2 separate regions of the Homo sapiens genome follow, and region 2 is linked to region 1. Evidence: chromatin loops called from intact Hi-C (ENCODE). Cell type or tissue: gastrocnemius medialis. All regions are shown on one strand. Each heading gives the region's core, and the rest is flanking DNA. Links, peaks and the distances in the headings are about the cores only.

Region 1 (14,928 bases), core at 8,124-10,623:
CACGCTGTAGCCCAGGCTGGAGTGCAGTGGCGCGATCTTGGCTCACTGCAGCCTCCGCCTCCCAGGTTCAAGTGATTCTCCTGCCTCAGCCTCCCAAGTAGCTGGGATTACAGGCACGTGCCGCCACATTCAGCAAATTTTTGTATTTTTAGCAGAGAGGGGGTTTCACCATGTTGGCCAGAGTGGTCTCAAACTCCTGACCTCAAGTGATTGGCCTGCCTTGGCCTCCCAAAGTGCCGGGATGACAGGTGTGAGCCATCGCACCTGGCCAAGATGAACGCAGTGGGATGATGGCCTGGCCCTGCCCCCTGGTGAATGATCTGGGAGGTGTGAGCAGGCATCCTCCATCCCACCTCTAATCCCAGCGTCACTCCATCAGGAGGCAGGGCACTCTGTCATCAGAGGACAATCCCAAAGTCTCTGTGAAGGAGGAGGCAGAGGAAAGGGAGCCTTGCCAGGCGCAGAAGTGTTCTGTTCCTTTGAAGGTGTGTTGATTTGGGTGGGAGAGGGCAGGGAGCAGTGTTCCCCATAGGCTGTGCCTGAGTGTCGGCACAGGTGTTCCTCAGAGAGTGAGACCAGTTTTGACTGGAGAAGAAAGTTTGCTGGGACAGAGTGGGACAGGATGCAGTGAGACCTGACCCATCAAGGTCCCTGGGCCCATACTTGGGGAGATTTTCAGCCACCCGGGGATTTCCTTTCTTTATCTGCAAAATGATGTCTGGTGACACTGAGCTCTTTGCTGCCGGTGGCATGTTAGCCTTTTCCTGATAGAAATGCTGGGATTGGGGAGGGCTCTCGGTGTTTCTGAGTTGGAGGAAAAGACTGACAAAATAGGTATTTTAGACACGTGTCCATCTGTGGTATACAAGGTACACACAGGGAAAGAAAGAAAATAGGCACTTACTTCACTTATGAAACCTGTGAAAATCCCCTGAAGGGAGGTGTGATTAGTCACAGCTTGCACATAGAGAAAACAAGTTGCAGAGAAGTAAAGAGATGGGGCTGAGGCCACCGGCTTGCAAGGGACCCTGCCTGCAGCTTCCAGAGCCCAGCGGCTGGGCCATGCGGAGAGGAACGGACTGGCTGGGACCTGGCATGGGTCCAGTCCTGCCACCACTTTGCTCCTGGACAGGGTCATCTGTGCCTCTTTTCATCCGGTGATTATTGCACTTATCTAATAAATAAAAATTACATGAGACGCTATAAATAGAAGTTCTGGACATGGTAGGACCGCATAGGCATCAGCTATGATTTAAACCACATGGCAACAGCATGGCCTCTAGGAAGAGGGAGGCAGCGGGGAGGCTGTTCTGGTGCGAGATGAGCTCTGAGCAAGGCCCAGACAGGTTGCTGGTTAAGGCAGGAAAGGTGAGTCATCTTGTTCTCTAAGATTCCGAGAAGATGTCCTTAGGGTGATTTTTACAATGTTTCTTTGAATCACCTTTTTCTGCTAATGATGACAAATTACACTTTTAGAGATAATTTGAGTGTATTCCCTTCACTTAGTAATGTAATTTGTTGTTTTCAGGGCAAATAAGATTCGACGATGCAGGAATCTCTGGGACTTTGCTCCTAGGACTGCCCGGGAATCTTGACCCATCGCTAAGTAAGATGGTGTTTATAAACACAGGTGAGTTTCCTGTTTGTAGGGTTGTCTCGGCAAGACGTGGTTCCATGAGGACCAGTTTGCCCAGGTGCAGATCTGTGGTTTACACACATAAGTGACATCTGTAGGACCATGATGTCGCTCAGAAGCACTGTAGTGATGGCTGAAATTAAGCAGCCACAGGGAGACCTTTAGCTACTTAAAGAAGTCCAAATAACAGAAGAGAGACTGGTGTTGACCTTAGGTGACAAGGCCAAGAGAACTGAGCCAGTATCTCTGCAGCACAAGCCAGCAAGGCCACAGAGAAGAGGAGTCTCTGTTGACACCACTGCTGCTATTGTTCTTTTCCCTGAAAAACACAGTGTTCTCTGTTCTTCATCTCCCTTTACTTATTTATTGGATTTTCTACATTATTCCATTTGCTTAAAGTTCCAAAGAGTACACATAAGAACACCATTGATTGAAATAATTAAAACAGATAGCTTCAATAACAGCAAAACTGAACAGCAATGCAGCAGCTGATTTCTCTTTTGCCATTCTCTTGGGGTGTGGGTTTTGAAAAGCCAACTTGACTCCAGAATTTTTCAATATGCTTCGCTGTTGGAAATGGCTATGCCTTAAGGAAGTCAAGACCAGCCTTGTTCTCCTTAGACCAAGAGACCTGAGGAAGCACCTCACTGGCCCTCACCTGTGAAGGGGAATTGGCTTCTCCTCGGACAGTTATGAGAGTTTGCACCCTAGAAGTGAGGTGCATAGCAGCATGCTGGATGTGCTGTTTGCTTTTTTGTAAATAGGTGTTCTTTTGTTCATGCAAGATGTTAGAGAATTCTGTTTTCATTTTTTAGGGGAACCTCTCAAAGGAACAAAAAGCATTTATTCACTCAACCTGGGACTTCAACTTTATGGAAGAAGTAAGAGAAGAAGAGGAAGAAGAGGAAGAAGAAGCGGTGGCGGCGGAGGAGGAAGAGGAGGAGGAGGAAGAGAAGAGGAAGAAGAAGAAGGAGGAGGAGTAGCAGGAGGAGAAGAAGAGGAGGAGGAGGAGGAATGCATTTGTATTCCGTCTGGAAAAGAGCTTTCCCTAGGCAAAGCTAAGACACACAGCTGCAGCCTTGACCGATGACAGCTGTCCATTTCAGGTCCCACTCATAGAAATAATGACCCGGGCACAGGCAGCAATTGTAGCAGACGCTATTCCTTTTTTCTGTGTGTGCATCATTTTCGTTTGGTTTGTTTCTTACTCTTTGGTAGGAATTTCTGCTTGATGCTCCCACAGGACCTCGGTTCAGCTGGATCAGTGGAAAACCTGTACAACTTGTCCCTTTATAAAAACTCCCAGTTACAGTTTTTCTTTGATATTTACTTTGGAATACCTAGAGACTCTTCCCACCCACATCCCCCTTTCCAAAGACAACATGGTCGTGTTGGAAACAAAATTCGGGAGACCAGAGGACTTTGACTGTGGGAAGAAATGTGGTAGTTTAGGAACCTGCGACTCCTTCTTCCCAGCCCTCCAGACCCTCCAAAGAGCTGTTGACAAGAGCCTTAGATGAAGGCCCTGAGCTGTAGCCTAGCGCAATTCTCCTTTGCCTATCTGAAGAGCAGGACAGGCAGGATTAGCGAGGCAAACAAAACCTGAAGGACTTCTTAATAGCCAGACATCTGAGGCCCTTCAGAACCACTTTGAAGATCGGGGGTGATACTGGCTGAGGCTCCAGGTTTATCATTTGATTTGTGACTTTCAGCTCAGGCAGGAGACAGAGAGGAGAGTTCACCAGAGACAAGTCACTTCTGTTGAATGAGTCACCATCGCCACACAGCTGCTTGTTCCAGAGCAGCTATGGTGGGGACATTGTCTAGGATCCCAGGAAAAGTGAAAACATTGACCGGAATGTTTCCAGCACAATGAATGTGATAACAGAGAATGAATAAGTGGAACAGCTCCAACACAGCCAAGAAGATGTTGCTTTATGAGAGCTGACTTTCCCCAGAGCAGTGCGCTCCCATCACAAGGAGGATTAATTCATACATTTCAAGGCCTAAATGACAGACGATAAATGTGTGTAATTATGTAAGTGAGCCCACTGTGTTAGTATGCAAAGGTGCCCACTTTTCCTGCATCAGATATTGACCCTCTTCCATGTCAAAATTCAGAGAGTGACAGCTGCCAATCTCACCCCAGCATCCTCACCTGCTAACCAGGTATCTGTACTCACTCAGCGTGCCTGCTTGGCGAATCTCAGCTGAGTCAGTTACAACAGGTCCCCTTTCAGACAGGTGATGATTAGAAGGTTTGTGACTCAAAGAGCATGACGTGTTCCCTTTCCTCTGCAGCAGGAAGATACTCCCTGATATCGTAGCAGTGACTCAGCCTGCCAAGACAATCCATTTCATTCTTGTACCATTCTTGCATAAATCACAGTGCAGAAAGCTTGGCAAGATAATTTTTAAATTTTAAACTCGACCAGGAGAACTGTTGAGAAATAAGACTTCATATTGAAGTACGTTTCCTCTCCTCGGAAGCTTTCAAGAGGCGATGCTGGGTGAAGGGTTACTCCAAGGTAAATAAATGGTACTGTACTTGGTAGTAAACAGGAGCTGAGTGCTGATTCAGCCAGTCACAGGCCGTTCCTTCCTGAAGAACTCAAAAGCTGTTAGCATGTAAAGTGGGCTCTTCCACAAGGTGACAGATCAATCAAACTCTGTCATCTCCCAAACCTCTTTGAGGCAGGGTTCCATCAACAGATACCATCTTTGTTCACTTTACAGTTTGGGGGGTGAGGAGAAGGGCAGAAAAAGAACTCTCATTGGAAATATTATTTAATGTTTTAAATTAACTCAAAAGATCTTATGTTAATATATTATTTTTGTGAGTTGTTCTGAATTTAGATTCGTTTCCGTGTAATAATTCAGATACAAAGCTAAACATTGCAGAAATGATGGCAAATACTCATTTAAGGTTTATTATGCACAAAACACCAAGATATGTGTTTTGTATTATTTAGTCCTCTTGGAAACTGAAGCAGATACTGTTATTATCACACTAAGACAGGTGAGCAAACTGAGGCCAGGAGAGGCATCCGAGGTTACGCAGAACCCAGCCCACGACACACAGCTGCACTCTTTCCCTGCAAGTGACAAAGTTTAGCTTTATAAGCCAGGATTGCCTTTCTTTTCACTCTGACTAGAGAAAAATAGTTCAAACACAGCCAGAAAAATGTTGCTTTACGAGACCTGACTGACCCCAGAGCAGTGGGCTCCCATTATGGGGAGGACATATATAAGAGCCTAAAATTATAGCTCTAAAATTTATATCATTTTATTATATATTTATCTGAACTTTTTTTATTATTATTTATTTATTTTTGAGATGGAGTCTCACTCTGTCACCCAGGCTCAAGTGCAGTGGTGCTATCTCAGCTCATTGCAACCTCCACCTCCTGGTTCAAGCGATTATCTTGCCTCAGCCTCCCAAGTAGCTGGGATTACAGGCAACCACCACCACGCCTGGTTAATTTTTGTATTTTTAGTAGAGACAGGGTTTCACTATGCTGGCCAGGCTGGTGTTGATCTGTCCTCAGGTGATCTGCCTGCCTTGGTGAACATTTTCTATATATGTAAAATATTGTTATATAATTTACATTTCAGTTCAATATATCAGAGCCATGTCCTTGCTTTGTGTCTTTGCCATTCGAGCTGCTGTAACAATACACATGGCTTAAACAAGTATTCATTTCTCACAGTTCTGGAGGCTGAAAGTCCAAGATCACGATGCTGGCAGAATCGGTGTCTGGTGGGAGCCTGTTTCCTGGCTCGTTGATGGTGCCTTCTCCTTGGGTCCTCACCCGGTGAAAGAGGTGAGGGAGCTCTCTCTGGCCATTTTTTCTAAGGGCCCTAATCCCATCCTTAAGGACTCCATCCTTATGACCTCATCACTTCCCAAAGATGGCATCTCCTAATACTTAAGAGGTCAGGATTTCGACATGAATTTTGAAGGAACACAAATATTCAGTCCATAGCACCTTCCAAAGAGTTAGAGTGTGTGTTCCCAGCCTCAGCCACGTTGACATTCTGACGGAAACAGTTCTTTGTGGTAGGAGACCGTCCTGTACACAGTGTGTTCAACAGCACCCCTGGCCCTCACCCACTAGATGGTAGGTGCATATCTGTCACTTGTGACAAGCAAACTTACCTCCAGGCATTGCCACATGTCCCCTGCTCGGGTGGGATGTGGGAAGCCAAGTCAACCCCAGGAGAGAGCCACTGATGGAGACATTCCAGGGCAATCTTATTCCTGAAGTCCTGTGTCTTAGTTAGAAACGTAAAATACGTGAGTGGCAAACAACCCAAGACTTCCTTGCTGAACAGCAGGAAATCAGCCTCCTGTAGCCCCACTCCTCACCTCCACTTGGCATGACCAACCTCCTCAGTCCTCAGTGGGTTTTCTTCCCTCTTCCCTGGAACTGTGTAAGGATTCCTGATGTCTCCACCAGGCCCTAGCCTGACACCTGCTCCTCACGGCTCAGGACGCTGCCCCTCAAAGGCCTGGCCCAAAATAGGAGCTGATAATCTGGCATGACTTCTTATACTAAGCCTTCCAATTTCTCTCTGGATTAGATTCTTTTCTCCCTCTCCCTGGGATAGGAAACATTCAGAGTTTGACTCTTGATTTGCCCACCACCCCAGGGCTGTGCCCCACATGGCTTCTTTGGGATATTTAGAAGAAAAATCCTCATAAGAAATTGACTGTGAGGGCCGGGCGCAGTGGCTCACACCTATAAATCTCAGAACTTTGGGAGGCCGAGGAAGGCAGATCACTGAAGCTCAGGAGTTCGAGACCAGCCTGTCTGTACTAAAAATACAAATATTGGCTAGGCATGGTGGCACACACCTGTAATCTCAGCTACTTGGGAGGCTGAGGCAGGAGAATCGCTTGAACCTGGGAGGCAGAGGTTGTGGTAAGCCGAGATTGGGCCACTTCACTCCAGCCTGGGTAACAGAGCGAGATTCTGTCTTAAAAAAAAAAAAAGACTGTGATAGGAAATGGTTCTCTCTAGTCCTCAAAATGTTTTTTATGAAATAGATCCCATCACGATGAGACCTGCTGCATTCATGATGTCAGAATCATCATACAAAGGTGCACACTGGTGTATTTAAACTTGGGATATGGCATGCTTGCCTCTGTGCAAACTGTACATGCCGATTTCCACTCTCTAGGGGATCATTCTGAGGCCACCAGGGGCTACTCTGATAACACACAGCCCTGCAGGAAGCAGAGCTCCTCCTGGCCTCCCCAACACCCTTGGGGCAGAACAGGAACTTCTCCAAGCACCTGTCCTCCTTCTACTGCAATTTCTCCTTCACCTTCAGTGATTGTCTTTATATAATGTAGAGCCCAAGTTCAAGGGCTTGTCTCCAGGATGATGCCTTATGACATACAATTTTCTGGGCAAATTTCTACCTCTTTCCCATTAAAACCATGTCTGCATCCACAGTGACACGTTCCTGAGAACACTGCGGACAGAAGGCGCAAATGTCTCATACCTGAACTTAGCCCACGTGTCGCTTCTGTGTTTATTATGTTTTTGTTAGAATTGGTCTGTGTTCATTCTAAGTGTAAAAAGAACGCAAATTAAATAGGATACAAGATATATGACTAAAACCTTTTAAAACTAATATTTATATGAAATAAGACATTCTGTGTTATTTTTAGGTGAGGTGAGAAAAATGTCCTATTATAAGATATATAGTTTCTTATAATGGAAAGAAACATACATATTTCCCATTAAATAACCTCTGACATTATTTTAACATTTTCTACCAAGTTTATTACTGATAAATAGAAGTCAAGAAATAACGCCACTGAGAATATCCTATATTGAAGAATCTTGTTTTATAAAGCATCTTCCCATACAATGATAATCGGTTACTGTAATATCTTTTCAAGCCATACCACTCAGAAATATTTTAAATATTATACAACTTTGTATATATATATATATTATATATATGCATATTTTCTTTAGTCAATGACATGATGCTTTACACAAGTCAAATATTATATTCATAATCTTAGAAAAGATCTCATAAAGAACTTGGTAACTAACTTTGAGTGTATGTGAGACTCTTTCAGGACACTCTTAAGAAATCAAACATTTGGTATTGTGTTCTTTGCTCGAGTACAACTTGATCATACGAGTCTAATCTGTGTTTCCATGTTTCTGCATTTGAATGAAACTAAACTGAAATGCTTGGAACCAGTGCCTTTCCTCTCTGAAGGCTCTGCACTATGGGCCATGTGACTGTTCTCAGATGTTGAAAGAAACCCACCTCCAGGAACTGGACCTCACTTGACCAAGCAAACCACGCGACACCAGCCTATGTGTCCACTCACCCTTGAAAGAATGGAGGGAAAAGCTTCTCCTGCTGGGCTGTGTCCTGCAGCCGGGAATCCTGGCGGGAGGCAGAGGCCTCTGATACGCTTCTGATGGGTGGGTGGGAGGTCCGTGTGTGCGTGCATGCGTGCATGTGTGTGTGAGAGAGACAGGAATGTGCCTTCTTTATCAGAAGCCATTTCCTATGTTCAAATGTGATTTCTCTATTTATCTACAATCTCAACTAGAAGCATAGAAAGAATTCTCACTCATGTTTAGGGGGAAAGAAGTCCAGCTGTGTCTATGAAAGCATTCATATTATCTCTCCCCCACCCCTTCAATATCTTGCCCAAAGCATTAGACATTCACTGTAGGTTTAGGCTAAAAACTTTATTCTATTTAGCTGAGCGTTTCCAATATGTTAATAGGAATATGAGAGAAGCGACACGCTTGAAAACATCACAGTTAATTCCTCCATTGCAAGATACAGTGATTGATTGATAGATGATGGATAGCTAGACATAGGCAGACAGATGGATACAGAAGCATAATAACATAAGTGGAAAATGGTCAGAAGTAGCAAAAGTTAAGGGGAAAATTGCCTTGAATTTCCCCACTGAGCTACCTTTGGCAGTGTCTAGGAGCCCCAGGAAGCGCTCAGCACACATGTATTAATCAAGTATGCCTTAAACATTCAAGCCTGGACACACAAAGCAATTTCAGCTTTTTTGTGAAATAAATATCAGGTATTAAAAACATACTTGGACACAGAACTGTTTTCAGTCCTCGGACAAAGGCCAAATAATCTGAGATGTGCACTGGGAAAAAAAGAAAGGCAGGCTTTCAGTTTCCTTTGGCATGAATCCAATTTGTGCAAAGTGCTGAGCCTCCACATCCTGGGAGAAGCCTCAGCCTAAAGCCCTCCTGGGGCCACGCTGGTTCCCTTCCCTGATGGCTGGACCCGGGTCGTCTCAGGGGCTTCCCAGCTGGGCTGCAGGGTCAGCTGTCAGCCATAAGTGGGCCCTTTGCTTCAATTGTCTCTGATGTCGCTAAGCTGCTGCAGAACCGGAGACAGATACAATGTCAGACTCCGTCTTAAACCCCAAGGACTGTGTCAGGGCCACTGTCATTTCATTCCTGTCTTTCAAATATCTTTACAAATGTAATTAATGGGGAATCAGCTGTCAAATCCATCTTTTAATAATCAAATCTTAGGTGGCAAGATTCGATTTTGCTTTGGGTTTCCTGATGGTTCAGAATGTGTTCCACGCAGCTCCCTCCCTTCTCAGCCAGTTCCCCGACCAGCTCGGGGGAACAACTATTTTTAGATCCAGGCAAGCCCCGGAGTGTCAGACGGTGAATTATTAGCTGTGACTTCAAAAACAGTCACGGAGATACTTTCGAAACCTCTGATTTCTCCATAGCATGTGGACTTGAATTTATATCCTGCCTTTACAGCCCAGATTCCTGTGGTGTAGAGAGAGGCAGGCCGTCAATGCAGCCCACATCTGATGTTCCTGGGCTTATTATTATTATTATTATTATTATTATTTTTTGAGATGGAGTCTTGCTCTGTCTCCCAGGCTGGAGGGTAGTGGTGTGATCTCGGCTCACTGCAACCTCCACCTCCCGGGTTCAAATGATTCTCCTGCCTCAGCCTCCCAAGTAGCTGGGATTACAGGCGCTCGCCCCCACACCCAACTAATTTTTGTACTTTTAGTAGGGACAGGATTTCACCATATTGGTCAGGCTGGTCTTGAACTCCTGACCTCAGCTGATCCACCCACCTTGGCCTCCCAAAGTGCTGAGATGACAGGCGTGAGCCACTGAGCCTGGCCTAGGTCTTATCAAAGCTCTGAAACTACTCCTGGGGTCACACTGGTGATGCACAGTGTCCTTAGATCACGTGCCTGCATTCAGAAGCAGCCCTTGTGCTCTGCACACCCCACTGGGGACCTTCACAGACGCTTCACCTGGCACACACAGCCAAGGACAGGGCAGCACTCAGAGCTACTCCACCAAGCCCGAAACCTACTTGCTCTACCTTTTGCTCTTTCCTTTATATTTTTTTTCATAATGTGGAGGTCAGACGGAGGCAGCATATTAACTCTTAGCACTGACCTGAATGTTCTACTTGAGCAGGTCTAGGAAAGCAAGGTCTGTAAAATGCCTGCTCGCGATTGTTGAGTACGATGTTTCACAAAACTGGAGAATATCAACACAGTGCCATTCCAAACTCCTTATTTTATAGAAAATAAATGGAGGCCTGGAGATGGTAAAGGACTTTCAGCAGGGTTATGACAAAACCATAAACCTGATGATGCCTGAAGTGTCCAGACTTCCAAATTCATGCGGTTTGGAGAATGTTCTGCCTGACAGCAGCAGGGAGTTGTAAGCAGGTTCAGCGTCATCCAGAAATGCTTGTGTCAGACCACCGCTTCCACAGAGGGTTCTGCAGAGATAAAAGTAGACAAGATGGCGAGGAAAAGGTTAAACACTCCCATTCTCTAGGATTGCCTGGCATAATTCTTTGTGCTCATGGATGTCATCGTCAAGATTCGCGACTGTGGGCAGGAATGTGCAGGTGGGGGAGTCAGCACCAATGAATCCTATTAATTCATGCCAGCCAGTCACTTCTGCTTTCAGGAAAAGATTCAGATTTCCCCAGTCTTAGGAACATTAAAAAAAAAAAAAAAAAAAAAGAAAAGAAAAGAAAAAAAAAGAAACAGCTTTTGGTTTTTTTTTTTTTTTTTTTTTTTTGGAGGAAACTGTCTTTCATACTAGATTTAAAAAGGAGGGTGTTTTAGAAGTGACAGATGCAAATATCCCCCACCAGTGTTTGTACAGCTTTGGGCAAGTGACAGGTCAACCTCCAGTTGTTGACAGGGAGAGGTTTTGTGAGCCAAACACCTTTATCATGAAGTATTATCTTGTAAAAATATTTACTAGGGTGTAAGTGCAGAACATTGTGCTTCCAGTGAGGCACACGAATTTTGCAACCGTGATGCAGTCCCACAAAACAATACCCAGGAAAAGGCCTTATTTTTCTCAGCCCTTGCTGTGCACGTTGTTTGTATGGAAGCGTTCCCTGATTGGCTCTGCCTCTTGTTTTGAAGTTCTGTTTTCACGGTTGACCATGCTTCCCGGTCACATAGAATACCTTTTTATTACTGCCCCTGATTTTTGTGTAAAAGAAATTTGAGTTTATGTCATAAAGTGAGTGTCACTCCTAAGAACCAAGCTTGATGAAAATTGTGCTCCTATCTGGCAAACATTCTCATTCCCGTGCATCTTTGGCACGGCCGTCTTCTTCTGTGGTGTTCAGAGTGAAACAGAGTCAACCATCAAACCGGAGGCGTTAGGACGCATTGGAGCTTTCCGGTAGTGATAAAGACACGTGTGGCATGGATGAGTTGCCTTCAGGGGAAGAACAGAGCCACCCTCTGTGTCTTCGGAAAGTTCCAGAATCTGTGTATTTGGGCTTCCCGCATGCACAGTGTGCTCAGGGACTGTGGCTGCAGGTGGTCAGATACCTAGGACCACGGGAGGAGGAAACGGAGCTTCAGGAGCAGTGCCCTCCCCCACTTTTCCTGTAATTCAGAGCCATAAATAGAGCTGGAAATGAAGCCAGGCTCCACATTGCCCAGCACATCATTCTGTGGGGATTACAGCCTCATTCACGCCGGGATTACTGCAGCAGCCTCTGAGCTGCGTCCTGGGCCAACACCGTCCACATTCCGTTCAGCTCGCACACTCGTGCCAGGCTGAGCCTTCCTGGGTGCCGCTTTCATCCCGCCGTCCCCCAGTTTGAGAAACAGAGAACATCGCGTGTGCCGACTTCATCCTGCCTCAGCCCCAGCAGCTTTATGGCGCTCCAGGGTCCCTGGCCGATGTCCTCCACGACCTGCATCCCTCTGTCAGGGACCCTGTTCTCCAGTACCCCTGCTCACCGCATCTAGGTGCACCCATGCCTGGCCACATGCTCCTGCAGACGCCCCCTGATCCTCCACCTCTGTAGACAGGGGCTGGATTCATATCAGTGGTTCCCAAGGAGACTCCACAGACCAGAAGGGAGAGAATCAGCTGTGAATTTTTACTGCAAATATTGCCATGGGTTGGCAAAGCCACCAAAAGTCCCTTCCCAAATTAAACAAAATGGGGATACGCACCACCACCCTCACCCAACACACACAAGTCTCCATTTATTTTAAGTCAAACTCAATGAAGCTGGAAAGGCTCCACATTAGTGGTGTTGCACAGCTGCTAATTCAGCCTCCCCTGGATTGTGGGGCGTGTAGGCTTGCGTGGTGTTCTGTCCAGAGGACACACGGGAATGTGCAAGGTGACCAGAAGCCTCCAGCAGGGCTGTCACCTGGCAGAAAAGTTTGAGGTCTTTGGCTTTGCTGTGTGACGATGAGCCGGAGAGTTTGGCAATGTGTGTAAGAACAGTGTGTTTAGGGTGGGTAGATATATGGGTTTAAGAAATCGATTACTCCAGATTTTATAGCCATAAGTGGACTTAGCGTCTTCATGTTTAAGGTGGAGAAATGAGCTCTAATGGTTAAATGACTTTCTTAAATGTCTTGGCAGCAGAACTGGAGGTGAAACCCGGGGATGTGGCCCCCACGCGGAGTTCCCACTGCACCGAAGTGCTTCTCTGCCTTGTATTGCACTGCAGTGTGAAATTTATACATTTAAAAATGTTTCAGTCTATACCAAAATTAGCCGAGTGCGGTGGCATGTACCTGTAATCCCAGCAAGTCGGGAGGCTGAGGCATGAGAATCTCTTGAACCCGGGAGGCAGAGGTTGCAGTGAGCCAAGATCGTGCCATCTGCACTCCAGCCTGGGCAACAGAGCGAGACTCCATCTCAAAAAAAAAAAAGTTTTTGTCTAGTTGTAAAATATACACTTACTATAAATATTAGACTGTAGGAACAAAGAACAAAGAGGAAGAAAGAAAACAATTCACCATCCAGCATTACACATAGTTACAGATCCTGTCAATTTCTCGTTCGCTCTCTCCTTTTCCTTATGTCTTTACATCAGAACCCTATCTTACATATTGTTTGAAACCTGACTCTTTCTCATAAAATATATGAATATCTTTTCAAATTAATAAACATCGCTATACACAACAACTTTTAAGATTGACCTGGCATGCTACTACCCGGCTGTAATCTCATTTACTGGATCATTTCCACATTGACGCCATCTGGAATACTTCCAATTGCCATTATCATTTTAAGGCAGGTATTTTCCTCATCAATTTTACATTTGTGTTTCCTTCACTTGTGACAATTTCCTGAGACCCTTTTGTGCTGTGGCACCCTGCTGAGAGCAGCTGTGGTGTTGCCAAGCGTCACAGGCTCCTCTCTAATTCTAACGCTCTTTCAAGTAAGGGACTGTTTTTTGGGAGGGTGCAGCACGCTTTGATGAGCTGGATATCAAGGTCTGCGTCTGTGCTGATATTTATTTACTCTTTGGTTCCTTCAGTGCTTGTTTTCAGCCCAGTGTTCCTGCTGTTTCATGGTGATTGGCAGAAGCTGCACTTCTGAGAGATGGGAGGAGGGATTCTTCTTCCTCTCTCATCCCATCACCTGCTCCAGAAGGCAGCTGGAGCAAGATGCGTATGGTGACAAGACTGTTAGGAGGAAGGAGAAATTCTAGAAAACAATGTGACATCTTCAAAGGTGAAGAACTTTGCAGCTCATGGAATTACAGTTAACTGAGAACCTTGGTTCGAATGAGTGGATGGATGACTATTGGAAATAGAATAGTGACTTTATATAAATTGAACAATGGGTGGAGATAGCTTTTGGGCATGTGAATATTGAATGCATGTGTGTTTTTGTGGATGAGTGTGGATTAGAGAGTGCGAGAATATTCTGACTGGCTGGTATGGTCCAATGGAAAATAAAGAGGGATAGTGATTGTAAGATTTTTAGGAGTAAAATTTAATATTTTTATATCATAATATAATGAGAAGCTTTATTCAAAGACTGAGATTGCTTTATTTCTAAATTTTTATTTATGTATTTGTTTACTTTATTTTTTTATTTTTTGAGGTGGAGTCTCGCTCTGTTGCCCAGGCTGGAGTGTAATGGTACCATCTTGGCTCACTGCAACCTCCACCTCCCGGGTTCAACCAATTCTCCTGCCTCAGCCTTCCGAGTAGCTGGGACCACAGGTGTGTGCCTCCACTCCTGGCTAATTTTTGAATTTTTAGTAGAGATGGGGGTTTCACCATGTTGGCCAGAGTGGTCTCGAACTCCTGACCTCAGGTGATCCACTTGCCTTGGCCTCCCAAAGTGCTGGGATTACAGGTGTGAGGCACCGCATGAGTCCTTGTTTACTTTAGAAATAGAGTTTGCTCTGTGGCCCTGGCCTGAGTGCAGTGGTACCATTGGAGCTCATTGGAGCCTTGAACTCCAGCGCTCAAGGGATCCTCCCACCTCAGCCTTCTGAGTAGTTGGGATTACAGGTATGCACCACCAAAACCAGTTTGGAATTGTTTTAATATGGCAAAGGAAGGCAGGAAAAGGAAATATTAAGCTTTCAGTCCTCAAGGTCAAGGACAAAGCCATGCTGATCACCTATCAGCAGCGTGGGGCACAGAGCTGGTGAGCGCCAGATAAAGGTTTCCTGATGCTGCTTGAATGGGATGCTTGTCCTTCCTCACTATTCACTGCAGCTACTTTATTGCTCTACTTAGTACGTAGTTAATCTAATCAGCACTATTGCGAAAGAGATTATGCTAGGCGCTGTCTTTGTTTTAACCTTCTTTCTTTCCCCATAAATTGTGACTCTGATATCGATGGTAAGATTTCAAAATGTCAAATACTAACTTACATTATTCTAGTAGTTAATTGAGAAAAATACAAAGATACAGAAAAAATAGGGAAAAGTAAAATATATAGATAACGATTCCAGGAAAGCTTAATTAAAAAAAA
Region 2 (14,928 bases), core at 7,523-10,022, 180 kb after region 1:
ATCTATCTATCTATGTATCTATGTATCTATCTAACATCTATCACTATCTATCTATCTATTATCTATGTATCAATCTATCTACCTATCATCTATCTAATCTATTACCTATCTATGTATTTATCTATCTAGTCTATCACTATCATTTATCTCTGTTTACCTATTATCAATTACCTATCATGTATTAATCATCTATCTCTATTTACCTATTACCCAGCTATCTTTCTATGTATCTATTTCCATTTACCTATCATCTATATATCTCTATCCATTCATCTATCAATCATCTGTTACTATTTATTATCTATCTAATCTAACCCTATTTACCTATTATCTATCATCTACCTCTATTTACTTATTATCTGTCTATTGATATCTATCTATCATCTATCTCTATTTACCTATCATTTATGTCTATCTATCATCTATCTATATCTATCTCTATTTACCAATTATCTATCTAGCTAGGTAGCTATCATCTATCTATTACTATTTATCTATGATCTATCTGTCTACCTATGTATTTATCTAATCTATCTATCACTATCATTTATCTCTATTTACCTGTTATCCAGATATCTATGTATCTATTTCCACTATGTATCTATATCTATCTATCCATCCATCTATCAATCATGTCACTATTTATCTATTATCTATCTATCTCTATTTACCTATTATCTATCTATCATCTACCTCTATTTATCTATCTATCTATCAAATATCTATCTACCTACCTACCTGTCTATCCATCACCTCCCTCTCTCTCTCTCTCTCTTTCCATATACCCAAAAATCTCCAGGACACCACAGCTCCACAATCTGAGTTGTATGCACAAGGCAGCTACCATATTCTTGATTTACCTGGTGCTGAGCCACAGTTGCTTGGCTCAGAGTTGAGCCCTTGACTCAAGGCAGGGCCAGTGAGTCTTTCTCCAACAAGCTTTTAGACTTAGGATTCAGACCAATATCTCACCAGGGGTTGAGCTGTAATAGTATTAGTATATGCAATAGTACACTCAAATAATATTGCTGATAACAGAACGGTAATAGTGATAGTAGCACTAGACTAGTAACACAGGACAGCAATACTGGTGGTAACACTAGATAGTAACACAAACACAGTGACAGTGGTGGCGAGACAAGAAGTGTGAGGAGGTAAAAAAACACTCAAGCACTGTCAGCAGCCCTGCCCCCGCCACTCAAGAAGCCACTCTGGGAAGGAATGAGTGCAAGTCACTGTTGTGGGGGCAGGGAGAGAGGAGAGTTGGGGAGAAGTGCTGGTCCTGTTTCTGAGGTTGAGCTCAGTCTTGGCCTTTGCTGAAGTTTGGCTATTGGGTTTTGTTTTGGACTCTGTGAGACAACTGCCTCCTTTCCTAGCAGAGGCTTTTCACATGAAGTTAGTGACTGGTGGAAAGGTCTCAGCACTTACAACTAAAGAGTTACAGTCAACACACTGTTGTACAAATAACACAACCAAGACAAGTTAGGCAATTAATAGGTTCATAAACGTAATTCTTCTGGCAAGTTTCTCTCTTGATAAGCAGGCAAGACCCCACATCTGTCATTCCTTTTTTTTTTTTTTTTTTTTTGAGATGAAGTTTCACTCTTGTTGCCCAAGCTGGAGTGCAACGGCAAGGTCTTGGCTCACCGCAACCTCCACCTCCTGGGTTCAAGTGATCCTCCTGCCTCAGCCTCCCAAGTAGCTGGGATTACAGGTGCCTGCCTCCACGTCCAGCTAATTTTTGTATTTTTAGTAGAGACGGGTTTCACCATGTTGGCCAGGCTAGTCTCCAACTCCTGACCTCAGGGGATCAACCCACCTCAGCCTCCCAAAGTCTGGGATTACAGGTGTGAGCCACCGCGCCCAGCCTGTCATTCTTTCTGAACTAGTGCATGCTATGGATGAATTGTACCAGTTGTAGAATCTGATGGATGCAACGAGTTCTGAAATATTAAGAACACTGCATAAGTGCAGTGCCATTTGTTTGTGAAACAGATTCACTGGCATGAAACTCCATTTCAAATGGTCATCGTTTGTCTAGAATTGTCCTAGCCTTCTTATTTTTATACAGGGCTATTGCCTCAGGCCAGCACACAAAAACAATTGTGCATACTAATTCCCTGGGAAGGTACCCTATTGGAACTGACTCACAGCCAGTCATGTAATAATTCCACCATGACCTCTCGTCCCATCAACATTTGAACAGATTGTGTGTTCTCTCATTGACCAAGCGCCAGGTGAAACAAATGGCTTGCACTTAGAGGACGGTGCCATGCAAAGCACGAACATATATTTAGACACTAAACATGCAATAATTACAGTGAAATTCTTTTACTAGAGGGGGCATAATAACTGAAATGGGTGGAAGTTACTTGCATACTAAAAATGCCTCATTCTCACACTCACTCAGGATAAAAATTTCGAGCGGAATGCTGAAAAGAATTGGTGCACTGACTAAACTGTATAAATTGTCCTCTCGCTCTTGAGTAAAGTTGAATTGACATGAGTCGAAAGAACTTATACAATCCCATTATACAATTTTACTGTAAAACAATTACCACAGCATTTAATAATATTAAACCTATGTTTATTTTTTACATTTTCTTAATTTATTACTCCATTATGCTCATAGCATAGGCTATTAATACAATTTAGAAGTGAGCTTAATACTGCAATTGGATGAAGTTTTCATGTTCTTCTTTTTTAGTTACTGTAGCAATAAAGAAGAAGAAAACACCAGAGAGGTGTCAAAACGGTGAATGTCTGTCAGGTTAGAAAAGGAAAGACTCAAACTTCCAGGATAAAAAAAAAATTGATAAAATTACACTTCATTCTCATGAATTTTGTGATGTACTTTGAGTTTCAATTTCCAATTATATTCCCAAAGGCTTCTCTTTCATATGTTTGATAACATATAAGATTTCTGAAAAAAAAAATTTCTAGGATTCTTTTTCACCAGGCTTTTCCCTCATAAATTTGATACTTTTTGATATTATATCTATGCAATATAACAATAATTGAACAAAAACTTTTAATAGGGTAGCTAGAAATATACTTTTTTTTCCAGTATGCCAAATAACAGATTTCAAAAACTCCCCCAATACACTGATTATGTGACTCATACTTTGACCAATTTAATCTGTTTTTTTTGGTATATGTAAACAAAATCTTAGAAAACATTGGTAATACACTGAGGTTAATTCTGTTTAGACATATCTCCCCTCGAGTGACTCTGGTTTGATGCCTTAAACCACATACTTCCCAACTTTCAGTTGCCATTCATGTATATGCTACCATACTCAAAAAAAAAAAAAATCTTTGTATTCAAATGTCCTCTTTTCTATATTACCAACTTACCTCAGAATTACTTTTTTCCTCAACAAAACTACTAAACCAATTAAGCATAACTAATTGAAAAAAACATTCACAGGGTTAGAATCTGAAGTGGTCTCATATCTTTTCACATTTTATTAATTTGTTGCCTTCAGAATAAAAATTGACAGTCTTTATTTTCTAGTTCAAGAATTGCAGACATTCTTACAAATTTCCTGTCTTTAATAAGCAGGCTAAAATAACATCTTAACACACACATAATATCCTTTATAATTCATTCCTAAGTTTCTCAAGAAATGCTAGTCATGCACTTTGAATTTCAATAACTATCTGCCAACCAGCCACCATAGGTGGGACCCCTTCTTGGAGCTGGGGCTATTGAGGACATTGTTAAACACGTATTTCCTGTCTGTGCCCATGAACAATCACATCCTAATAGTTGCAGAGTTTCATAGAAAATACACTTTCTGAAACACTTTATTGTACTTTAATGTTATTTCTCTCTCTCCTACTAGACATGAGCTCTGTGAAGTCAAAAACCACCTTGCACCCAACCCAGTTTCTGTCATTTAGTAGAGATCAGCAAATGATTGATGGATGAATCGATGAATGAATGAATCTTTAAATCAAGATATGTTCTTACTGTACAGCCTAGAAGATCTAAACTCCCTGTAAAATTATCATTGCACAGCTAATATGCCTTGTAGTCCTTTTAAATCTCTTTCTTTTTGAACACTATTGCATTTATTTTATTGAGTCTGCTTTTGTTTTCTTAAAAGCTCAACTGAGAGTGAAAATGATACTATAGAATAGAAGTGGCTACAACCTGGTTAATTATTTGAAATTGAATTCTCCTTTAGGTATCATGATTTGGTTCAATAGGAAATCATAGACAAACTAGGAAGGTGTCCTGTGAATTTGAATGCACTGATTCGTTTCTGTATCTGTCACTGTACACTTTTCTATTTCAGATATTAAGAGTTTGATGCAGCTGAGTGTTATTTGAGGGCTCCCCTATTGTGGGAAATATAATAATTAACTATCTCAAAAATATGTGAGAAGCTACTTTGGGCGTTTTATTTTTTTCAAGTCATTGATGAATACCAACCTGTGGTTCATTTGTGAGCAATTATTTAAACTAGTCACGTTCACTCACATTTAAGTTTGAATAATTGTAAGTTTCACAGTCCGTAAAGGACTTTCAAATTTATTATTTCATCTTGTATTCTCAAAAGCTTGGAGATGAGAGGTGGGAAAGACAGGAATTCATGCCCTACTTCTCAAAGGAGAAGGTTGGGAGATACTCAGTGGCTGCTATGAAGTTGATATTCAGAAATCCACCCAAGAATTCTGAACACCAGGCTCACAACTCTCTCCAGAAAGTAACTTCGCCCTAGCTGAGATCTCAGGAACTGGGTGATCAATGTCTTAAGAGAAAAAAGACAAAGTCAACTAGACGTCCGGAGACTTAGGTGTGAGCGTGCACTCATTTCTCTGGAGGTTTTGCCTGGGCTTCTCTCCCAGGCCTGGAAAGGACGGAGGAAGCAGAAAGAAGACTATTCTTAGAATCATTAAGTGCTCTCTAGCAGATACGGTAGAGATCACAACTCGAAATGCCTGGGAGGGTTCTCTTAACTGACAGGCTTGATATAAATACATTGCTCACTGCAGATGGCACCCACTACGGAGCTTTAGGCAAAAGTCAAAGATAAAGTTGCAATCTCTAGTCAAATGCTGTACCGTGGAAGCCCAAATACTCGGTATTGAGGGGAATATATTGCTAATATGACCACATCTCTAAAGCAGGATTGTGAGAAAACTCTAACTACAAGTTGAAGAATCTCAGCTCCATTTATGTGAAATTGCTTAACACCAACCTAAGAGCTAGGCTTATTGAGGAGAAATAGAAGCACTCTTGGGTAAAAGGCAAAATGGTTTATATAATGGAATATCTTGCATAACAAATGAAAAGTTTTGCAGGGCTGTACATAAGTATGCAATCAAAAGGAAGGACGTAATTCACTTTTATCTTTCCAGAATCTGCTTTGACCTTCAAACAAAATCACTCGCGTTGGTATTCTCTGCAGTACCTGCGTCCTCCTCTGCACATAGTTGGTGCTTAGTAAATGTTTTTTGGTTTAATTAAACTTTCTAGTTAATACTCATATTTTAAACTATTTTGTTATAAGCTAGACTCTGGTTAGAATATGAAGAGAAATGCTTGCGAGGAGTCCATTGATGAACGCTATTTTTAATATATTTTATGAATTACCTGGTGGTGTTAAGAGAATGATTTTGCAGCTCAGATTCTGTAATTCTGTAGCTCACCAGCATTTTGTGTAAACTCAGTGAAGAACTTTAGCCTCCCTGTGCCTCGATGTCATCATTTGGGAATGAGAACCCGCAGGCTGTGAGTTGAAGTCACCTCCAACCGCATGATGACCGGGAGTTTGAAAGCAGCCTGACACCCGGCCACCAGGAACTCTAACCCTGTCGAATCTCCAACACATTACGGACAGGCCCCTGCTCCTCTGCTCATTTCTGAAACTTATTTTTAGACACTGCTTCTCCCCCACCCACCTGTCCTCACAGGACTGTGCGCTCTGGTTTGGGAACAGGGATTTGAGCTTTAGCCAAAGGGGTGTCAATGGCAGGTGCTGAAATACATCTGAACATATCTCACCCCTGAGTCCTCCTGAGGATAGAAAAAGGCACAACCTGGTATCACAGAATCTTTTATTACGGGTATGGTGATAATTCCGAGTATTTGTTCCCTAATTTTATGCAAAGCATAGGCTGTCAGTGAGAGATCAAGAATGAGTTTATGAAACAAAATAAAAACTCCACGAAGTGTCGGGGTGCACGTAGCTTCGATTTGGAACCCCTTGAAGCGATTGTAATGCAAAGAGGAAAGTGTTTTTTTCCCCACCATTTTTGTCAAAGTTTAACTTGGCATTGCCACATCCCTAGTGTCTTGTAGGGAGGCAACATCAGCTCAAGGGAGAAGGCCTCTTGGTTTAAGGAAGGAGACCTCTGTTGAGGCTCACAGATGTCCGAGTTGCTGAATATCCTGGGTGAACAGGTAGGAATAAGAGCCAATTGGTAAGGTCTATAAAGGGATTTGACTCAGATAAAATACACCTTCCACATTAACATTTATTCCCATCTTCTCACGTTAACTCTTAGGGCCTGGTTCTTTGCATGTGGGAGATGCTCAGTGGTTTTTTGAAAATCATATAGTGTTTCTTCTAACTCTGTGACTGTGAATGCATTTGTATTTTAATTGGAAGGTTAAAATACCATGAGCTATTATGGGCTATTAGGACCTAATTTTGCTGCAAGAATGAGTAGAAAAAAATGGCCCATATCTTTAATGTAGGGAAGGTAGGAGGACTTTTTGGAAAATGTAATCCAAATTTTGATCTTAAAAAGATATGAGCCATGGACTTGGATTATGCACTGTCAAAATCAGTCTAATGTGTTATTACCTCAGGAGAAAAAGTTAACCATTCTTAGAACGATCTAACCTGGTGTTTAAAAATAGAAACAAAATATTTTCCTACTCTTCAAAAGCTATGTTGCAGCTGTTCATGGGAAACTTTGCATGTATCATCCCTCATCTTGCTTTTATAGACAGACAGATACATTCTTTCAATATGGGAAGAACGGGGAACCAAATGTTAGGAGGAGGTGGCTGGAATGTCTTCCTTGTAAGAACTGACTGAAAAAATTAGAGTTCTTTTGTCTGAAAGATGAAGGCCGAGGTGAAGAAATGATCAAAGTTTGTAAATTCATGAAAGGCATTGCTAACGTGATCATGGACCTCTTAGCCAAATCCCAGAATATTTAAACTGTGGCGTCAGCCTTTGAAGTTTGAAGAGGGTAGTTTTAGGATAGATGAAAGGAAGTCCTTTCATACAGCAGAAAGGAAATTTATGGAAGTTTTCAGAAGTTACAGGCAGAAAATACTGCCTACACATTTTTAGGGGACAGGATCGATCTGTTTAAGTCTCTTGTGAGGAAGATTGTGTTACATGCAGAGCCTTTTAAGGGAATAGAAAGAGTCCATGTTCCTTATGAGACTCTCTTAGTTTCACTCTCTAGGTTATAATACATAGGGAGGAAAAATTACTTGTTCTAAGATGTTCATAATGGTTAATAAATGTTCATGTATGGAGCTAGGGTAAAAATACGAACATGACACCTGTCAGTGCCTACTCAGGCTGTGATTTCTGAACTTTCTGTTTTTAGAAGAGATTGGTGTTCTCCAACTGGGGTCACTGGAACTTCTGTCTTCATAGGAGACCTGACTTCCATTTGCCTCTGATGCTCAGGCACAGCCCTCGGACGTGGACATCATCAAACGTCCTCTTCGCCTTGGAAGGGGGCAAACAAAATCCATATTTCAACTCCATTTTCTCACTGGGAGGAGAGAGGGGCAGGTAAAACCCATATTTCCACTTCATTTTCTTTATATAGTTTGATCTCATTGTATCTAAATAATGACTTCTTAGCAACACATTCTTTTCACACGTGGGCTCTGCATCTTGATTTAGATGATTTCCACGGAAATACCTTTCCTTCCTTCCTGGCCATCTGTTTAAGTTGGACCATCATCCACCCGGGATCTATCAAGAGCTGGGCAGCACTCCGATTTCACACACGTTTCTGATCACTCTTCCTAACAATCCGGGCAAGCACACAGGGCAGAAGTCACGGACGGGCCACCTGGGCGGGCGCTCCGGCCCAAGCTTAGCAGGGCCCCATGCTGGGTTCTTTAATGCCCCCTCGTCACTGCCTTGAAATTCTTAACCTTGCTTGTTCATGGGGCCTGCATGTTCATTTTGCACTGGGTCTTGCAGATTCTGGAGGGGGTCTTGGAGAAATGTCCTTTAATCCCCGTTAACAAATGAAGAAAGGAATGATCGGAACCAGCGAGCCGCTCATCTAGCACAGGGACTCGCCAAGGGAGCGGCTGAGAGGAGTTGTCACCTTCGCAGAGAGGCCCTGCAGGCCGTCTTCCACAGTGGGAGGCCACTGGCCACACCCCCAAGGAGAACACAGCGTTGTCCCCAGTGGCACTGCTGTAGGGAGGGCAGGTTTTCCAGATGCTGGGGAAGCACAGTACTTTCTGCATTTCAGTAAAGACTCATTTCTTCTCGTTGACCTTGGACGGCCCTGCCGGATAGGAGGTGGGGACTGGCACTGGGGACAAACATGGCTCAACACACTTTCAAACACGATGCACAGCCTCGATGAAGCCAGCCAGCCCTTTTGGCTCGAGCCCCACATTCCCTGCAAATGAGTGTTCTGTACTGAAGGACAATTTCCCCCTCACTGGGGCCTTCCTGTGGCCCCTCAGCCCCTGCCCCTGTCCCCAAGGCTGTGCAGGGTGTGCTGGGCACTAGGGGACAGTGACCCCGCTGTGGTATCAGTGCTCAGGAGCAGAACAATGATGCCATTTTCTTCGCTGAAAGGTCTTTTTTCAAAGCAAAATAAAATGCCCAAGGCTCGAGGGCCTTTGTTTTTTGGCTGAAATGTCTCTGTCCTCCCAGCAGGTTCCTGTTTTGTGACAATTCCTGCCAAAAGGTGTTTGACAGGCTTGGCTCCCCAGTGACCACTCCCTGGGACAGGCCTGCTGCCCACCGATAAAATAAGAGGTGCCGCCCAAGACCCCTGTCCTCTCAGGGCTCTGGTGTTTAAAGTCTCCATTGCATGTCATCCTTTATCTCCCCACAGCTGCTGCCTGGGTGAATGAAACATTTAATGCCTTGCTTCTTGTTTTAAGTGATGTTTCAGCTAATAGCAGCAGCTGAGTAGCCAGATGGAAAGACAAGGGCTAATGCAGTGACCGAAAGGTCTTTACAGTCGAGGCTGCTGGAAGAACACAAAAGAGAAGTTGTTTTGCCCAAGAAGAGGAAGGGGCGCTTGCTTTGAAACTTCCTTTGCTCCACCGTCTAGTTTGCACCATGGCCCAGGATGACCGTGGGCAGCTTTGCACAGCTAGCGTGAAGCCGTCTCTGCCATCGTGTGCATCTGTGTTACATGTTTGAGAATGGAAGGCCGCTCCTAGGCAGTGCTGGCTGCAGGGAAGGGGACACGAACTTAGCTTAGTGCCCTAGGGTCCTGGGCTTGGCCGTCTGCATGATTTCCAGGATGATGGTGGGCAGCTTTGCACAGCTGGCGTGAAGCCGTCTCTGCCATCGGGTGCCTCTGTGTTACATGTTTGAGAATGGAAGGCCGCTCCTAGGCAGTGCTGGCTGCAGGGAAGGGGACATGAACTTAGCTTAGTGCCCTACGGTCCTGGGCTTGGCCGTCTGCATGATTTCCAGGATGATGGTGGGCAGCTTTGCACAGCTAGCGTGAAGCCATCTCTGCCATCGGGTGCCTCTGTGTTACATGTTTGAGAATGGAAGGCGGCTCCTGGGCAGTGCTGGCTGCAGGGAATGGGACACGAACTTAGCTTAGCCCTCTGCTGTCCTGGCCTTGGCCATCTGCATGATTTCTTCACAAGGGGACCCACATTTTCGTTTTGTTTGAGTCCCACAGATTTTGTCCCCAGCACTGCCTGTTAGTGTTTCCTACCAACACTAAGGCTCAGCACGGAAGGCCCCAAACTCCTTTTCTTTATGATATGAAATCACTGCGTTTCTACTTAAAATTAGATGTTATGTGCACGTGCACTATTGGGTGTGTATATGTCTGTTTTTTTTCCTTTTTTACTTTCCAAGCCTTTTCTTATTGATATATAGTAGATGTACATATTTGGGGGTACCTGTAATAATCTAATACTTCCATGTAATCAAATGGTAACTGGGATATCCATCACCTTAAATATTTATCTTTTAGTTACACTGTGTCTGTTTTTAAAGAGGTGCTTGTGAATCAGAGAAAAGAATGCTGGCAGGTGTATTTTGAATTAGAGTGATAAAAATAATAGAAAAACTTCCGAGTGAATTTCACATCCATTTGCAGTCATTGTTGCTCCATCTGTTCCAATGTAATGTGATATTTCTTACCTTCACCTCGAACGTCATGTTCTTGGATTAGATTTCAGTTTATTCACTCAGTACATGATACAATGGCTGGCCTGTTCCTCACAGGTGCATACTGAAATGAGGTGCCTTGCCCATATTATTATGGGCACATAATAATATGTGCCCATAATATTATCACAGCTCCAACCTCTACTACCAGGAAGCAAAAGGCTCACTTTTTTTTAAGTTATAAATTTTGGTAAAATTTTTCACTTTTTTTAAGTTGTAAATTTTGGTAAATTTTCTTTAAAGGGACTCTGTATGGAGCCATTGACCATGCAATCTATGCGATGGGCATGCTTGCGTTTCTAGGTGGCTTTTAATTGTAAAGGACACTAGATTTTAGAACACATGCAGGTAGTGAAATGGCTACATTTGTAAGAGGAAGAAGAAGGGTGGCAGGAGAGAGAGCCCATGTTCCTCACGGCTCTGTGTCCCAAAGCTGGCCCCAGGGCAGGTAAGGACAGGGAATTTGGGACTTGACCTTCATCTTGGTATTCGTCCCACAGTTCTAGGGTCTGGTTTGCCAGATCCTATACGGTTGGGGGGTGGTTTGCACACTTCCTGTGTTAAGGACCAGATAGTATCTATTTCAGTCTTTGTGCACTGTAACGTCTCGGTTGCTGCTACTCAACTCTGTGGCCACTGCATAAAAGCGGCATGGGCACTGTAAACCAATGAGCATAGCTGTGTTCCAACAGGAACAATCAAAAATAACAACAACCTGCTCCTCGTGCTTGTCAGATATGGTGGCCCTGATAGCTCAAGCACAAGGAATGATCAATTTTTTATACATTCTGCCATGCTGAGAGAAGGACCTAAAAAAGTCCATGCAGAGAAGTAAATGGCAAATAAGCTTCATTTATAACCTTCCCTGAGACATACATGTCTGTGCACACAGGTGGTGTGGGTGAAGGGTTAAGGACTGAAAGAGGCATGGCTCTGGTTGGACTTGAGACAAATGCGTGAAGCCTCAATATGTAGTGGATGAGCCAGTGAGGGCCTGTGAGGCCTTTTCACGCCTTGTGTTCCTGCCATACAGACCATGCCTCCTCTTCTACCAAAGGCCGGTCAATTCTCTCTCAAGGAGTGGACGATGCTACCCAGAAGGATTCTCTGAAAAGATGCAAATCTATTAGGAGGTGCTAATTTAATTTAATTTAGCATTAAATAAACTAGATCCACCAGGAGACAATGAAAAGCAGCTTCTTTCTTCCCCAGGTCTGTCCCTCTGCTGGCGTTTCCTCCCCAGAGATGGAATTCCAGGCAGGTTCCTGGAGGGATGGGCATAGACACCACTGGGTCTCCTGCGCATGAGGCCTCTGGATAGACTCCCTCTCAGCAGAGGGACCCAGCTGTCATGCACGAGGCCCACATCCAGCAAGTGCATACTGTGGTCCCATTGTCAGTAAAAGGGTATGGCCTCTCTCCCGTCTGAAAGATCCAGCCAGACTCACCTTTATCCTTTCTCAGGCATAAGTCAAATATTAGTCACTTCTTCCTCAGATCCCAGGGATGTGGCTCAAGCTCTTTAACTGCTTTTTGTGAGGCTTATCTGACTTATCCTGAGGTGAGAAGGGAGCAATTCCCTTCTCCCGTGGGGTAAGCAGAGGCAGGGCAGGCGCTTTCCAAACCTCCTCAGCCCCTCACTGCTGATGTTGTCACCTTCCCGTATATCATGGTGAAGGTGATGATGCAGTAGCTCTGCCCACGGTGCTCCCCTGTTCCCCTGTCTCCACAGCCTGAGTAGAGTGTCCAGCAGCCACCTGCAGTGGGCGAAAGTCCTTTGTGCCTGTGGTTGTTGTTGGTGGTGGTAGTGGTGCAGTTGGGAGCTTCTGCTGAAAATTTTAGGACAACAAGAGAAGCACGTCTAGCACCCAGTTACATCTGCAAACAGCCACAGCAGCAGAGCCAGCAGCTTTGCAAATGAACATGCACAAATTCTTTTGCTTCCATTTTGCTTTCTAGGTACCAGTAAGATAAGACAGAAAATGAAGAAAGGAGATAAGAGAAAAAAAAAGATGTCTGACTAAATGAGGTAAGCAAAAGCTTGCCTATCTCTTCATTATGATAAAAAAAGTATTTTCCTTTAAGAAATGTTTTTAACTGCTATCAAAAATAATCAGAGGAGGGAAAATGTGCCCTTGTAATATTTCTGGGCTTTCTTTATGTTCTTGGGCTGTTCCTATCATTTCTCTATGAGTTTGATCTGCAGCAGGTAAGAAACAGAGCCTAATGGAGCGGCACCTTGCCTTCATGTCATCAGTTCCAGCAGCTGGTCCTTGGCTCACACTGAAGAAAGAGAATGAAGCACCACTTCCTGTGAAGAAGGGTTTGTTTTGAGACAACATTGATCTCCTGTATGCTGCCAAGACATTATGTAATCAAGTGCTCTACATTTAATGTATGCATGGTGTCATGGGGCTGCTGTCATCTTTGACAAAACAATATGCTTTTTAAATGTCTACTTTTGCAGTGTGCAGTGGCTCATGCCTGTAACACCAACACTTTGGGAGGCCAAAGCAGGTGAACTGCTTGAGCCCAGGAGTTTGAGACCAGCCTGGGCAACATGAGACCTCATCTCTACAAAAAATACAAAAATTAGCCAGGCATGGTGGCAGACACCTGTAGTCCCAGCTACTCAGGAGGCTGAGGTGAGAGGGTCGAGTGAGTCTGGGAGGTGGCAGCTGCAGCATATGGCACCCCTGTGCTCCAGCCTGGGTGACAGAGTCAGACCCTGTCTCAAAACAAACAAACAAATAAATAAATACCTACTTTGGGAAATATATATTTATAAACATTATGACCCAATACAGGTATCTCTTTCTAATCCAAAGACTGCTTCTAGTCTGTGTTCTAAATCATTCCACCTCCTCTTCGAAGCATCCTATGATCTAGGTGTAGAATGTTTTTAGATAGAACACCTTTTCCGGGGAGAGGGAATGTTTACATATCACATTGAATATCAGTTTTGTGGTATACAAAACTTGAGAGGTTAGAAGGACAGTTGTGGCTCAGCTCACCATTCTGAGGGCCTGCAGTTTGGGCTGGGTTCAGCCGGGTGGTTCTTTTGCTGATCTTCCCTGGCTCGCTCAGATAGTTTGGTCAACTGACACATTGGCTGAGTTGGTTGTTCCTGGATAGCCTCTCTCATGGGTCACATGCTCCAGCAGGCTGGCCCTGGCTCCTTTCCATGGTGTATGTGTTGTACAAAACTAAGAGAGAGAGAGACAGCAAAAGCTCCAGCACTTGGATGCTTTCGAGACTCTCCTTGCATTAGATTCATAATTGTCCCATTGGCAAAAGCAAGGCTCATGGCCAGCCCCAGATTCAAGCATGGTCATGGTGCCTGAAAGGCTTGTCTGTACCTTTTTCAATCTACCACTGTGTGTGAGTCCTGTCTGTATGGGGTGAGGCCAATGACCAAATCCATTAACCCTCCTCTCATTTGGCAGAAAAATAGTGTGGCTCACTGCCAGTGCTCATTTAACATAGACGAGCTCTTTGAGGCTAAGGAAAATCGGACTGACTTTCAATGTGAAAATAAAATATAAAAACTGTTCTTGGAGTTATCTCTAAACAGAACTAACATCAGAATTATCCGAATAATCAGAATCATGTATTTTGGAAAAATTGGACTCACCAAATGAATCTTTGGCCAACAACTATTGGAGAACGATGTTAACATCACATATAGGAATGCTACGTTTCCTAGGATTAGACATTTTCAGCGATCGATAGTTACTACACTTTTTAAATGGAACGACCACTACTAAAAACAGAATGCTACAAATAGAATGATGTCTTTTGTTTCCAAAGTTGACATACCGGAGTGATATAAAAATAATAATAAGAGCAGGATATTTTGTGGCGAAGTTATCACCGGGTAAATACTGCAATTGCAAGCACCGCTGGCAAGTATTCTTGGGGCAAATGGGAAAATGGTTAATTAGAATCAGGTTTAAATTTGTAATGTTTTATTTCTATAATATTTTTAAATTATAAAAGAAGGGCTCATTGAAAAATCTTCAAATATTAGAGAAAGACATAACATATAAAGCAAATGTCTCTGTGATGGTTATATATTTTATGTGCCAACTTGAGTAGACTGCATAGGGCGCCCAGATTAGACATTATTTCCAATGTGGCTGTGAGGGTGTTTCTGGATGACATTAGCTTTTGGATGGATGGGTGAATGCAGGAAAGCAGATGGCTCTCCCCAGTATGTGTGGGTGCCATGGAATCCATCTTCTGCCCTCAGACTGAGGTTTCACTGTTGGTTCCATGGCTCTCAAGCTTTAACATTCAGACTAAATTACCCATTTTCCTGGTTCTTCAGCTCACAGTCACATTATGGCCTCCATAATTGTGGCCTCCATAATCACTTAAGCTTATGAGTCATAACACACACACACACACACACACACACTCACACACAGAAAGAGACAGAGAGAAGAGAGTCTTTCTGAGACTCTGAGAGAGAGCGCCAATCGGGTATATCACTAAGAAGACACACAGGTGGGTCTTAGGATTTAGAGATGTTTTCTTTTCTGAATCA

Evidence for each region. Peaks named below come from ENCODE experiments on the same cell type or tissue, not always from the same donor. Only the 100,000 strongest peaks of a DNase experiment are listed, where the experiment ranks them.
Region 2: a loop joins it to region 1, with 4 times the contacts of the local background. A loop is called at or near these places in 1 of 110 quality-filtered maps.

Annotation. Positions count from the first base shown.
Region 1 is chr10:3,744,189-3,759,116 of GRCh38, reverse strand. LOC105376360 (a long non-coding RNA gene) reads right to left here. Exons shown (of 2, transcript NR_131187.1): 2 at 8,353-10,429. LOC124902540 (a long non-coding RNA gene) reads left to right here and starts at 3,820. Exons shown (of 3, transcript XR_007062364.1): 1 at 3,820-4,164; 2 at 5,347-5,460; 3 at 7,099-7,290. LOC105376361 (a long non-coding RNA gene) reads left to right here and starts at 1,067. Exons shown (of 3, transcript XR_930578.4): 1 at 1,067-1,157; 2 at 1,529-1,630; 3 at 2,452-2,536. RefSeq lists enhancers at 1,070-1,289, 3,191-4,390. In gastrocnemius medialis, for the core only: no CTCF peak of the experiment used is centred there; a DNase peak (open chromatin) is centred at 9,306; H3K4me3 peaks cover 496 bases; H3K27ac peaks cover 2,500 bases.
Region 2 is chr10:3,564,645-3,579,572 of GRCh38, reverse strand. All of the region lies in intron 1 of LOC105376360 (a long non-coding RNA gene), which reads right to left. Among named protein-coding and RNA genes, the nearest start is that of LINC02669, 69 kb to the right of the region's middle. In gastrocnemius medialis, for the core only: no CTCF peak of the experiment used is centred there; DNase peaks (open chromatin) are centred at 8,562 and 9,771; H3K27ac peaks cover 2,039 bases.